2 separate regions of the Homo sapiens genome follow, and region 2 is linked to region 1. The links are chromatin loops, found by intact Hi-C in ENCODE. Cell type or tissue: dorsolateral prefrontal cortex. All regions are shown on one strand. Region 1 overlaps LGR5 (leucine rich repeat containing G protein-coupled receptor 5). Region 2 has its middle 24 kb from the start of LGR5.

What was found. Peaks named below come from ENCODE experiments on the same cell type or tissue, not always from the same donor. Only the 100,000 strongest peaks of a DNase experiment are listed, where the experiment ranks them.
Region 2: a loop joins it to region 1, with 15 times the contacts of the local background. A loop is called at or near these places in 44 of 110 quality-filtered maps.

Annotation. Positions count from the first base shown.
Region 1 is chr12:71,550,535-71,553,034 of GRCh38, reverse strand. The region is part of intron 4 of LGR5 (leucine rich repeat containing G protein-coupled receptor 5); the gene reads right to left. All of the region lies in intron 2 of LOC105369833 (a long non-coding RNA gene), which reads left to right. Among named protein-coding and RNA genes, the nearest start is that of LGR5, 110 kb to the right of the region's middle. In dorsolateral prefrontal cortex, a CTCF peak has its summit at 1,318 (motif pointing right); no DNase peak of the experiment used is centred here; H3K27ac peaks cover 516 bases.
Region 2 is chr12:71,414,654-71,417,153 of GRCh38, reverse strand. No RefSeq gene overlaps it. Among named protein-coding and RNA genes, the nearest start is that of LGR5, 24 kb to the left of the region's middle. RefSeq lists a silencer at 1,365-1,414. In dorsolateral prefrontal cortex, CTCF peaks have their summits at 1,141 and 1,341 (motif pointing left); no DNase peak of the experiment used is centred here.

The sequences.
Region 1 (2,500 bases):
AGCCCAAGCAGAAGGTCAACTTTGCAGGAAAACCCTCCCCATGCATGATGAACAAGAGTGGAACAGGGCCTGGGGTCCCCGAGAGCCCTGACATCTGGAGCATTTTCCTCTCCAGATGATCTCTCCTTCTCATTCATGTGTAGACTGTTGCTTCCTAGGTCCTCTGGCTCTAAAATTCCATGGTGCTATAATTCTCTTCCAGGCTTGTAGGTAATGTTCTCTCATGGATGGAAGTGGCCTCCCCTGAGGTATGGAGTTTCAGTGTGATGATCTTTTAGTTTCTTTCTGACACTAGCATAGAGATATCCTTTTCCTCCTCCCACCCTAAGCCAAAGGAATGTTTTTGCTTTCCCTGACTGTTTTGAACATACTAAACATACTAGTCTAATAAGCTGTTCAGTAAGCTCTGGGAAAAGATTATTTCATTTCAGTATTTGAAGGAACTGCGTAATTTTTTTTTTTTTTTTGAGACGAAGTCTCTCGCTCTTGTCGCCCAGGCTGGAGTGCAATGGCGCGATCTCGGCTCACTGCAACCTCCACCTCCCGGGTTCAAGCGATTTTCCTGCTTCAGCCTCTCGAGTAGCTGGGATTACAGGCGTCTGCCACCACACCTGGCTAATTTTTACATTTTTAGTAGAGACAGGGTTTCACCATGTTGGCCAGGTTGGTCTCGAACTCCTGACCTCATGCGATCTGCCCACCTCGGCCTCCCAAAGTACTGGGATTACAGGTGTGAGCCACCGCACCTGGCCGAGTAATTTTTTTTTAATTTTTAATTTTTTTATTTTACTTTAAGTTCTGGGATACACGTGCAGAACATGCAGGTTTGTTACATAGGTATACATGTGCCATGGTGGTTTGTTGCACCTATCAACACATCATCTAGGTTTTAAGCCCCACATGCATTAGGTATTTGTCCTAATGCTCTCCCTCCCCTTGCCCCCCACCTGCCGACAGGCCCCCATGTATGATGTTCCCCTCTCTGTGTCCACGTGTTCTCACTGGAACTGAGTACATTTTTAAAGACTGTTAGAGACATGCCTCAGGGAAAACAGAGAAGGGGCCCTATCCTTTTTCTTAGGACAACACTGAAAGGCCTGAAAACTGCTGGCTTTCTTGCTTATCCTAACCATTTGTATGAAGCAGATGTTTGTTTTTCTGACATTTTAAATGAATAATAAAATTAACAACTTTCCAGCTTTTGCTTCCTTTTCCCACACTCCATTTTTATCTGTTTTAAAATGGGGAAATACATCTAAAAATAAGTCTGGTTAATGAGCTGTTGCCACCTAAAAGCCAGCAGAGGGAGTGCAATACATTTATTTTGCCCCAGTCCAACATAAACAGTGGCTATAATTTAAAGGTCCTAACTTTTCGTATGGAAGTGACAAAACTCACATCGTTTGCAATGTTCTGTAAGATGCATGAATACTAGAACCAACATCACTCAAACTATGCTTCCAACAGCTCTCACTTGTTTTTTTTCCCAATCTGCTTTTAAGACGCACACATTTGCATTTTCAAAGGTAGGATTAAAAAAAAGAAGAGTTGTATTTTAGTGGTCCACGTATTAGGAAGGAGTAGAAAATCAGAAGTGGATTTTGAAAAATGTTTTTGGAAGCATTTAAGACTAAACAGATGCAGGAAGCACACCAGGATCACAAAATAATCTCCTGCAAACCAAAATTAAACAATTTAGAAATGAAATTCTTTGTTGGGAGGAAGCTCATTTCTATAGAAAGCAGCTTCCTCACTTTTGGCCACTATGCCACTTCAATCATCTTCTGATTCCTGCTTCTACAGACTGAATGGGAAGGAACAAGCGATGCCTCAAAGGCCCTCCTTGGGCCACATTTTGATAATAGCTGAGATAACGTCACTTGGAGCAAATTTTAAGAGTTGGGTGTCATACCCCATTTACGATTAAATTTCCAATAGAACAACTATCATTGTCAGCAACAGAAACACAGCTTTCAAACATCTTAAGGTTTTGTCAACAAATGGAGCCACAAATGTTTAGAAAATTCAACACCATCTCTCTTTCCTTTCTCTAGCAACAATGTGCCTGGCTTATGCTCAAATAAGGTATAATTTCATCAGGAGATAAAGAGGTGATTGCTTTTGTTTGACTAGAAGTAAAGCACACATGTAAACTCTCCTTAACTATTGCACTGATTAAAGGATAGAGACTTAATAATATGAGCTTCTATGTTTTTGTTGATATGTTGACTGATCATTGCCAGTCGTTTATGCATTGAAAGTATGAGTGGTGGCTGGGCCCGTTGGCTCACACCTGTAATCCCAGCACTTTGAAAAGCTGAGGGGGGCAGATCACCTGAGGTCAGGAGTTCCAGACCAGCCTGGCCAACATGGAGAAACCCCATTTCTATAAAAAATACAAAAAAAATTAGCTGGGTGTGGTGATGCACATCTGTAGTCCCAGCTACTTGGGAGGCTGAGGCAGGAGAATCGCTTGAACCCAGGAGGCAGACGCTGCAGT
Region 2 (2,500 bases), 140 kb after region 1:
TCATAGTTGCTGATCCTTTTTTGAGGATGTAGCTAGGAGTGGTGTTAGCAGGGAAATGGAATGAACACAGACTGTGCCATGAATTCTGGAGCCTGCCCTGAAATAGGCTGGGGACTGTGTCATTGATTTTCTAGAATGACTTCCACAATTTCCCAACCCTCCTGAATCTCACATTCAATTCACAAAAAATTGTTGATTTCCTTACATTAGCATGCCCTTTTCACATTTACTTTTGAGCCTCTTTGATCAAGCTTCTACTCTAGGGCCAGAATGGTTTATTAGACATGCAACAATGATAACCCACGTATGGGTTCAAAATTCTTCAGTGGCTCCACATTACATTTAATATAGAATATCAATCCCTTAACATGGCCTACAGGGTCTGACCTGGTCTGGCCCTCTCCCTACTCTTCAACCTCAGCCAGTACCATTTTTCATCACAGGCCCCAGGCTTTCTTGAAGTTCCTTTAGTCTTTTCCTTCCTCAAGGCTCACGGAATACTATTTCCCCTGCCTAGAATATTATCTTCTCCATTCTTAGGGGTAAGTGCTTCCTCCTCAAAGACCTTCCCTGACCACCCAATCTAAATTAGGTCCCCCCAGCCCCTGTTATAATTTCTCTAATTATTTTCTGCCTTTCCTTCAAAGTGTTTATTACAATTTGGTGTTCCATTTTATTCGTATGTTTATTCTATATCAAGACCCCTCCCCATATAAATGTAAGTCACACAAGGGCACTTTCTATATCTGCTTTTTTTCACCACTGCCTGGTAACATAAAAGACATTCAATAACATTTCTAGAATAAATGAATGCCCTTTCATAAGCTGTTTTATCAACCTGGGATATAACAAAAATAGCCAATGTTTATTTTGCAGTAATATCCTAAGCACTGTAATGACATTACAAATTGGTTGATCCTGGAGCAGGGGTAAAGCTGGGAGATGCATGTATGTAATGATTAGGTTTCATGGGAGGATGTAAATTTTTTGTTTTGCTGCATTTTATTGACTGTCTAAAAAGCAAGTGATAAGGAAAGAGAACAAAAGGATTTGGTCAAATGTCGAATTCTATCACATTATATCTAGATATTCTTATGGAGAATATTGTGCAATCAAGAAGCTGTGATGTATAAGTAGATCAATATGAACTTGTTTTAAAGAGACGAATAGTCACATCAACTTTTCAATCCTTTTGATAAGTAGAAATAAGTAGGGACAAACTCAACTGTCCCTAATTTTCTTTAAATTTGAAAATAGTCTTTTACTGTCTTCACAGGATGCGTGATTGGGAGCAGAGATTGGTTAACACTATCATTTTAGCTCCCTCTGCTGGTAGTGAATGATGCGTTTAGCAGAGGGCTGACGAAAAGTGCAAATGTTGCTAAAGATAGGGATGAAACACCTTTGCTGTTGTTGCTAGTCTCCTCTTGGTCAAGGTAGGAAGCAAACATGCTGTTTTTAAAGCAATTTTTAACAGTCTTATTGATATATACTTTATATACAATAAGATTCACTTGTTTAAAGTGTACAATTAGTTTTTACTGTGTTTACAGAGTTGCACAACCATCACCATAATCTAATTTTAGAACATTTTTCATCGCCCCAAAAGAAATCTTCTATCCATTGGCTACAGCTCTCTTTCTTTTACCCTACCTCCTCTGCCACTAGCTCCTGGAAACCACTAAATTACTTTCTGTCTCCATAGACTTAACTAATTTGGACTCATTTGATAAATGGGTTCATACAATGTATGTTTATTTGTGTCTGCCTATTTCACTTAGCATACTGTTTCTAAGGTTTATTCGTGTTGTGGATCAGTATTTCATTAGTTTTTATTGACAAATAGTATTCAATTATATGGACATACCACATTTTGTTAATCTATTCATTATTTGATGGGCAATGAGGTTTCTGCTTTTAGGCTATTATGAATAATGCTGCTATAAACATTAGTGTTTAAGTTTTTAGGTAGACATATGTTTCAATTATCTTGAGTAGACAGATACCTAGGAATGCAATTGCTGGGTCATATCTACACTGAACATTTAGAGGAACTGCCAATTTTTTTCTAAAGTGGTTATACTATATTACATTCTCACACATGCTCTTTTGGATAGGTTTACAAAGTAGCGCCTAAGAGAAAGACAGCTTAAATTTAATGTGTCTTTTGTCATTTATTCTTTTAAAAATTTTTAAATTTTATTTCAATAGTTTTTGGGGAACAGGTGATTTTTGGTTACATGGATAAGTTCTTTAGTGGTAATTTCTGAGATTTCGGTGCACCCGTCACCTGAGCAGTGTACACTGTACCCAATGTGTAGTCTTTTATCCCTCACCCCTCCCACTGTTTCCTCCGAGTTTCCAAATTATGTCATTCCTATGCCTTTGTGTCCTCACAGCTTAGCTCCAACTTATAAGTGAAAACATATGATATTTGGTTTTCCATCCCTGAGCTACTGCACTTAGACTAATGGTCTCCAACTCCATTCATTGCTGTGAA